Linked DNA regions of Homo sapiens: region 1 is linked to region 2. Evidence: read pairs that join two places in POLR2A ChIA-PET (ENCODE). Cell type or tissue: Caco-2. All regions are shown on one strand. Links, peaks and the distances in the headings refer to the core of each region. The heading gives the core; the rest is flanking DNA. Region 1 overlaps SCAPER (S-phase cyclin A associated protein in the ER). Region 2 holds the start of LOC124903532.

Region 1 (4,389 bases), core at 257-4,256, 240 kb before region 2:
TATTTTGATTGGCAACTTGCTTTTTACTGTTAATATTTTGTGTACTTTTTTACTTTAGTAGTGATACATAGTATTCTATTGTTTGAGTATTCTACAAAAAAAATGCAAAAAGTAGCCAGACATGGTGACATGTGCCAGTAATCCCAGCTACTCAGAAAGCTGAGGTGGGAGACTCACTTGAGCCCAAGAGGTTGAGGCTGTAGTGAGCCATGATTGCACCTCTGCACTCCAACCTGGGCAACAGAGCGAGACCCTGTCTCAAAAATATGTAGATATATTAAAAGAATATTCTGTAATATATTCAAGAATTACTCTATTGTTGTCCACATATATTTTTCCCCTTTCCATTGTTTTTGTTATTGCCACAGACAAGAACTTTATTTATATGACATTGTATATATGTAATTTTGCAGGGCAGAAAACCAAACTGTCCTCCTGGGCGTGCAGCCTGCACTCGGAAGGGTTCCACCCTGGTTTAAGTCGACTATTGCTGTCTTGAAATTGTTAATACATTTGAATGAAGGACCCTGCATTTTTCTTTTTCTTTTTTTTAATTTGTATAAATTTAAGGGTTGAGGTACAAGTGCAACTTTGTTACAAAGATATATTTCATAGTGGTGTAGTCTGGGCTTTTAGTGTATCCATCACTGATAAAATGTACATTATACCCATTAAGTCATTCTCATCATTCACCACCTCGCCTGCAGTTATGAGTCTTCATTGTTTATCAGTCCACACTCTATGTCCATGTGTACACATTATTTAGCTCCCACTTAGAAGAAAGAAGATGCAGTATTTGTCTGTTTCTGAATTATTTCACTTAAAATAATGGCCTTCAGTTCCACTCATGTTGCTGCAAACATACATGATTTCATTTTTTAAATGACTGAATAGTATTTCCTTGTGTGTATGTATCACATTTTCTTTATCCAGTCATCTGTTGATGGACACTTAGGTTGATTCCATATCTTTCCTATATCGAATAAACTGTGATAAACATACAAGTGCAGGTATCTTTTTGATAAAATGATTTCTTTTCCTTGGGGTAGACATCCAGTAGTGGGATTGCTGGATCAAATGGCAGTTCCATTTGTAGTTCTTTGAGAAATATTCATTCTGTTTTCCATAGAGGTTGTGCTAATTTACATTCCCACCAACATTATATAGGCATTCCCTTTTTTCTGCATCCCCATCAACATCTGTTTTTTTGTCTTTTTAATAATAGCCATGCAAATTATGTACCCAGTCTTGCTTAGAAATGAAATTTTTTGGGCCAAAGTCTATGTGCATTCTGATTTTAATAGAACCTTGTAATTTTTTATAGTGTATTTACACTCTGCCAACAGTTATGACATTCTCTTTCCCTTAAATAGGATGCTATTGAAAAAAATACATTTTCCATGTTTTCATAGGCTGCTTATTCAAATATATAAACTTGTATTTTAGTTCATGAGTTAAAAATCAGACTTAATTTTCATCCAAGCCTCCATTTCCAACTTATAACATTCTATCTAGTCACACTCGAAAATGGCAGATAGGAGGCGGGACTAAATTGCAGTTCCCACTTGGACAGACAGAGCAGTGTGTGTGGAGACTTGCACTGTTGAACTTTTGCTCCAAGAACTACTGCAGGAATATACCAGCAAAGCCGAGAGAATCCACAGACCCTCTGAAGGAAGTGGATTGCTCCTACGATCCACTGGGAGACAGTCCAAATACTGTGAGTGCCCAAATTGTGAAAGTGGGAAAGGAGGATGGTCCACCCCCAAACACACACAGGGGAACCTGAAGTTCCAGATCGTGGAAGAAGGATTTGACCTTACCTGGAGCTGAGTCAATTTAGAGAGCAGCATGAAATACAGGGGTAGAGGAGGCCACGGCAGAAACCCTGTGGGCTCTCTGCATCCCCAGGGAAGCCATTTTTGACTTGTCTCACAGGGGTCCTTCCAGAGGGCTGCCAGAGGAACTGGGAAAAGACCACAGGGAGAAGGAAACCTCCAGCAGAACTTTGTAACAATTCCAACCAAACGCGAAGTCTCCTGGCCAGAACTTGAGGGAGAGCATGAATCCAGTGTGCAGACTCAACAGGCAAGGAGGTGTGAAAGCCCTCCTTGCTTTCTCAGCTGGGAGGCTGGTAGCCTGGGGCATGTTCTCAGCTGAGCTTGCCCACTGCCTGGAAACAAACTTAGTGCTGTTGCAGGGGGCACAGTGGGAGTGACACCAGCCTTTTGGGTTGCATGGGAGCCGGGGAAGGCTTGTGGCTGTCAGCTTTTCCCCACTTCCCTGACAACATGTATGACACAGCAGAGGCAGCCATAATCCTCCTGGGAACATAACTCCATTGCCGCAGCAAGCCCCACCCAAGGAGAATCTGAGCTTAGACATGCCTAACCCTGCCCTCACCTGATGGTTCTTCACTACCCACCCTGGTAGCTGAAGACAAAGGTCATATTCTGTTAGCTGTTCTTGGGCCCCACCCACCGCCAGATCCTCCCTTATACTACTACAGCTGATCCTCTCTTGAAAATGCCACCTCCTGGCAGGAGACCAAACAACACAAAACTAGTGTATTAAACGACTGCAACTAAGGACCCTCACAGAGTCCATTTCATTCCCTTGCCATCTCCACAGCTGGGAGACCTGAAGACAGTTCACATTAGAGATATCTGTGCAGATACCCCCCAGTACCAGCCTGGAGCCTGGTAGTCCTGCTGTGTGGCTAGATCCAGAAGAGAACAATCACTACAGTTCAGCTCTCGGGAAGCCACATCCCTAGGAAAAGGTGGAGAGTACTACATCAAGGGAACAGCCCATGGGACAAAAGAATCTGAACAGCAGCCTTGAGTGCCAGATCTTCCCTCTGACATAGCCTACCCAAATGAAAAAGAACCAGAAAAACAATTCTGGTAATATGGCAAAACAAGGTTCTTTAACACCCCCCCCAAAAATCACACTAGCCACCACACCTGGCCAAGGAGTTCTAAATCTTGAAGCAAATCCTAGAAACACATCAAAATAGAACCTCTTTAAAGCGTAAATCTCACAGGACCTATAAAACAAAAATACAATTTAAAGACAAACAAGTTATACAGGCAACCAACAGCACAACAAATGGGATAGTACCTCACATCTCAATACTCACGTTGAATGTAAATGGCCTAAATGCTCCACTCAAAAGATACAGAATTGCAGAATGGGTAAGAATTCACTAACCAAGCGTCTGCTGACTTCAAGAGACTCACCTAACTCATAAGGACTCACATAAACTTAAGGTAAAGGGGTAGAAAAAGACATTCCATGCAAATGGAAACCAAAAGCGAATAGGAGTAGCTATTCTTATATCAGACAAAGCAAACTTCAAAGCAACAGCGATTGAAAAAGACAAAGAGGGACATTATATAATGATGAAAGATGTTGTACAACAGGAAAATATCACAATCCTAAACATATATGCACCTAACACTGGAGCTCCCAAATTTATAAAACAACTACTGCTACCTAAGAAATAAGAGAGACAGGGCCGGGCGCGGTGGCTCACGCCTGTAATCCCAGCACTTTGGGAGGCTGAGGCAGGCAGATCACGAGGTCAGGAGATCAAGACCATTCTGGCTAACACGGTGAAACCCCGTCTCTACTAAAAAATACAAAAAATTAGCCAGGCATGGTGGTGGGCGCTTGTAGTCCCAGCTACTCGGGAGGCTGAGGCAGGAGAATGGTGTGAACCTGGGAGGCAGAGCTTGCAGTGAGCTGAGATTGTGCCACTGCACTGCAGCCTGGGCGACAGAGCAAGACTCTGTCTTAAAAAAAAAAAAAGAAAAGAAAAAGAAATGAGAAAGACAGTAGCACAGTAATAGTGGGGGACTTCAGTACTCCACTGACAGCACTAGGCAGGTCATCAAGACAGAAAGTCAACAAGGAAACCATGTATTTAAACTATATCCTAGAACAAAGGGACTTAACAGATATTTCTACCCAACAGCCACAGAATATACATTCTATTAATCAGTTGTATGGAAATTTATCCAATGTAGACCATATGATAGGCCACAAAACAAGTCTCAATAAATTTAAGAAAACTGAAATTATATCATGTACTCTGTCAGACCACAGTGGAATAAAATTGGATATCAACTCCAAAAGGAATTTTCAAAACCATGCAAATACATGGAAATTAAATAACCTGCTCCTGAATGATCATTGGGTCAACAATGAAATCAAGATGGAAATTTAAATATTCTTTGAACTGAACAATAACAGTGACACAGCCTATCAAAATCTCTGGGATACAGCAAAGAGGAAAGTTGTTCATAGTCTTAAATGCCTTCATCAAAAAGTCTGAAAGAGCACAAATAGACAATCTAAGATCACACCTCAATGAACTAGAGAAAC
Region 2 (4,389 bases), core at 169-4,168:
AGAAAAAAGATCCGGTTGGGGAAAAAGATCTGAAAATGTATTCGACTCGACACTGCGGGGCGGGGAGGGACTGGAAAATACAGAAGTTGTATGTTTTTCAAAAGCAAACTTACCCACCTAGTGTTCTGGACCCTTCTTTTTGGAGCCTCACAGAGCTGCCGGGTTACATATTTGCTATTTTTTACTTCTTTGCAAACAGAAAATTAAAAGGTATGATTAAAAAAAAAAAAGCTCCTCCAAGTGCGATCGGCGCCCCCGCCACCGCGGGACCCTGGCGTCTCCGTGGCTCAGCCCAGCCGAGCCCCCACCCCGCGGGTGTCCAGCGCGGCGCTCCGGCTCGAGGGCGGGGACCCGCAGCTCCAAGCCAGAGGGACGGGCTTTAGGGCCACCCCTCCAGCCTCGCGTGGCGACTCCGCCGCCGGGCACCAGAGAGCGGGACCCAGGACTCCAGCCGCTGGCCGCGAGTGCTCAGCAACTCCCGGAGCCGCAGGGCCGGGCTGAGTTCCGCGCCTGCGAGACCGAGGGGTAGCCCCTGGCGCCCCCAATGCTCCTCCCAGGCGGGGGCTGCCGCGGGCCCAGCGAGCGGCCCCGGGGTACGGAGGCAAGTGTCGGCCGCAGGCTCCTTCCACACTAGGGATAGGAGTTCCCAAAGCTCGCTGGCCCCGCGCTCTCGGACGCAGGATCCTTGCAGCTGAAAGGAATCATCAAGTATTTATAAGATTTCCTGCAAGATGCTTCACAATAGAATATACTTATCTGGTCGGAAATTTGCCAAAAGCCATAAATAATTGAGACAGCTGTGACTAACCTCCCAGAAACCATACCAGAATTCTCAATTAAACATTTAATTGAACGGTCTCATTGCCCCCTCGTCCCGGAGAGGAGGAGGCGTAAGAAGCAAACCCAGGCCCCACCCAGCCGGGAGCCTGCGCGGCTCGGGCCCGGGAGCGTCCCGGTGCCTCCCGGCGCACGCGGTTCCTGGGGGTCTCGAGTTCACTGCTTTCGGGCGCCCCGGCCCGGTCCGGGCGATTTAAGCTCCAGCTCCCCGGGCTTTTACGGCTTCTAAACTCTCCGGGGCTCGGGGGAGCGCAACGCCCAGGTGAGCGCGGCCGCGTCTGGTTGTAGCTCGCGGGGACGCAGTGCCGCCACAGGTTGCTTTCTGCCGGGGCGAGGGCCGCCCCCCGGCTCTCCAGAGGCTGAGGGGCCGCAGCGGAGACCGCTGGGCGGAGGCGAAAGGCCTCTGCCGGGCCCAGCCTATGAAGTTGACGGTGCGACTGGGCGTATTCGGAGTGAAAGCGACAACTTCGCCCGGGCTTTGCAGCCCAGAATTTGGGTCAGGTAGGAGAGGCTGCCCAAGGCCCGGGAGCAGCGACGTTTGAACACTCAGCGGCGTTGCCCAAGCCAATTCCCCGCAGCGGCGGCGGCTCCCTTCCCCCGGAGCTCTGCGGGGCCCACCGCCCCAGACTCGCAACTGTACGTCGGAGCCGCAGCTTCGGGCCCGGCCACTCTCCCGCCCTCCAGACGCCAGCAGTTGCGAGGCTGGGACCTCGAACCCTGAACCTGGCCCCGGGGAGCCTCGGTCCTGACCGCGGCGTTCCTGGGACATTTCTTCCAGGGCTCTTTGCCACGTTCTGGAAAGTCTTGAGTCTCGATAATCTGGAAAGAAATCACTCCTCACAATCCCCTATTCTTCCACTTCCTCGTCCCTGCTCCCTGCCCCCTCCCTCCCCCACGCCCTAACAGCTGACCTGATCTCTGGTTAGCTACTCTCAAACCACGCCTTAACTTAAACACGCTCTTTCCCAACGGGGAACCGGCCTTCCTGAGCTCCTGCCGGCCCCTGGGCTTACGCCTTGACCCACTCCCCCGCTGGCTCTGACCTTCCGGACCAGGAGGTACCGAGGCGGATGGCTGGATTCACCTTGCACTCCCGCCTCTCTGGCTGGATTGTTGCTGGGGCCCCAAATGTGTTGTATACATTGAGCCGCTCCCTACCCAACTCCACATCTGGATCCCAATGGAGTATTTCCTTGTGCCCTTTCTTGCTCTCATTACTACTCTCAATCTAGCTCTATTCATCTGCATCTTTCATGCACAGTCTCCATCAACAAGGTGCTAGTCTGTACTTGGCCACACAATCCTCATTACTGCACTGAATCCCAGTATTTTCAAGAAAGTTTACTTTTACATCAATCAGACCCCGATTTAAAAGCCTCTAATCTTTCCCGCATCAGCTTCATAAACTCTGAATTTCCTGCTTTTATCACCACTCCCCTGGGAACTTCTCTGCAAATATTCATCCATTGTTTCTCTCTCTAGCATGCTGCTATTTGGCTAATTCTCTTACTCTCTTTGGTGAACACCCATGAGAAAGCACAGCTAACTAAATGTGTGGCCATCTGTGTCCTCCCCTAGGCAGAAGAGGTAGAACCTCAAATTTTCTAGAGAACAATCTTAGACAATATCCATTTAAACCCTGTATTGGCAGCTCTGACAAAATTGAGCTTTGTTATTCCATATTCAAAACACAAAGCCTGATTTCTGTTCCACAATCCATTAAATATTAAAGTTTGTTGGGAATACTGCCACAGGGACTCTGAATTTCCCAGAATTATGCAGTCTTTCAATATGTATTAAATTTTGTGTAAAAACTTATAGCCATAAACTGTCTATCTCTGGGAATCCCTTTCCTTCCTCAATTGCATAGAGCTATCCAAATTAATAGTTAAGTCTTCTGAGAAAATCGTATTCTAAAGTGAATCTAGCTAAATAACTCCCACTTTCCACCTATGGCCTCTTTTATTGAATTTTTTACTATGCAATTGGGTATCTCATATTAAAAGTTCAGTAAGTATAAAATACAACACTTGTCATTGTTACAGGTAATTTAATTTATGGGGAAATCCCTACTGTATTACAAAAGATGTTTAAAGATGACTTGGGAACCCGTAAAACTGATATTTATTAATGTAACTAACCAAGCGTAGATGTGACACCTCACTAGGGACCACTGTAATAAGGCTTCAGAGTTGAATCCTTTCCCTGGAAACCCACATAGAAAACGATGCACCCCTTTGGGTGGGTAGCAACTATGGAAGAGAAAAGCTTGTAATGTTTTGTACAGTGATACAGAGAGATGCAGGAATCTTAACACACAATAACCACTTTTATCTAGGTAACTTCCCAATATTCAAAAAAGACAGACACAATCATATAAATAACAAAAAGAGGAATTTGATTTTTGATTCATGGATGATGAGGAAAGAGATAACTAATTAGATGTTGAGATAACTAATGTAGACGTTTCCATTCATAGCGTTAAAACGCTGCAATCTGTCAAAAGCAAAAATTCAGAGCTAATTAACCATTAATGAAATTCTTTATTCAATAACCTGTTATTTCCTTTTTAAAAAAAATGAGAAAACCCAAATATTCTGGATAAATCAAAAGTTTTTGACAGTGAGATTTATTCGAAGTTTTAGCCCCCTATCTAATGGCCAGCCAGAAGGTAAAAGGAGAAATCTGTATTTCTGTTGGGAAGGAATGGTCTAAGTTAAAGAAAGGAAGCCTCAAAGAACCCAGACCTGATTATTAAAGCCATTTCTGGGCACTTGAGAGGTAAAGCTGGTCCTCATTAACTCTGCATATCTCTTCCCTTATCTCTAAGTTTGCAGCAGCATTTCCTATATCCCAAAGAAGGGGAATGTTCCCTTTAATATTTGTGCCAGCATCACCTTGACATTCAGGAAGTAAAATATAAATGCAGCTCCATTTTCCCACCTCCCATTTTCTTTCAGTAATTGCCAGCAAGCCTTCCATCATCTGCAAGTGGGGTGGGGGCAGTGTGAAGGAATTCTGCTAAAAGCGCTGCTGAAAAACCCACAGTGGCCTTTGGCCATCCAAGCAGCCATGGCTAACAGAAGGCACCTACTTTTCTATCTGAAGACTACAGGGCCCCCCAGACACGTTTTCCTTGCCAGCCCCTACCTAAGCTAAGATGGCAACTATCCCCTACCCAGTTAGGGCGTTGCCCACTTTCAAAACAAACCTTGGACAAAGAAGGATATGCTTGTGGGTCGCTTAACTCGAGGGACAGGGAAACGACAACTCAACGCCAGATGTTCTTACAACAGCGGTGGACTAACTGGTAGTCGGGAAGCTCCCTCAGTCCACTAAGTGAAGGCTGGTCTTGGAAAAGAACTGTCCCAGGCTGCCAAAGGGTTAAATATTTGTAAAGAGTAAAACCTGAGCCTCCGTGGGTTTTTTTTCTTTCTTTCTTTTGGGGTTTTTTGTTTTTGTGTATGCGCGGTTGCCCGGAGGCCTACTGGAGATTCAGTATCTCTCGGTTATTTCCTGCGATCACTAAAGCCAGTTTTCAAGAAAACAAGT

What was found. ChIA-PET counts read pairs that join two places held together with the same protein. Peaks named below come from ENCODE experiments on the same cell type or tissue, not always from the same donor. Only the 100,000 strongest peaks of a DNase experiment are listed, where the experiment ranks them.
Region 1: POLR2A ChIA-PET joins it to region 2 with 6 read pairs; 3 of 35 experiments call an interaction of 5 or more read pairs at or near these places.

Annotation. Positions count from the first base shown.
Region 1 is chr15:76,587,351-76,591,739 of GRCh38, reverse strand. The region is part of intron 22 of SCAPER (S-phase cyclin A associated protein in the ER); the gene reads left to right. Among named protein-coding and RNA genes, the nearest start is that of MIR3713, 2.9 kb to the right of the region's middle. In Caco-2, for the core only: no CTCF peak of the experiment used is centred there; a DNase peak (open chromatin) is centred at 2,449.
Region 2 is chr15:76,343,337-76,347,725 of GRCh38, reverse strand. LOC124903532 reads left to right here and starts at 4,302. Exons shown (of 1, transcript XM_047433420.1): 1 at 4,302-4,389. The coding sequence starts at 4,302. RefSeq lists a silencer at 902-1,071 and an enhancer at 1,079-1,580. In Caco-2, for the core only: no CTCF peak of the experiment used is centred there; a DNase peak (open chromatin) is centred at 1,775; H3K4me3 peaks cover 1,957 bases.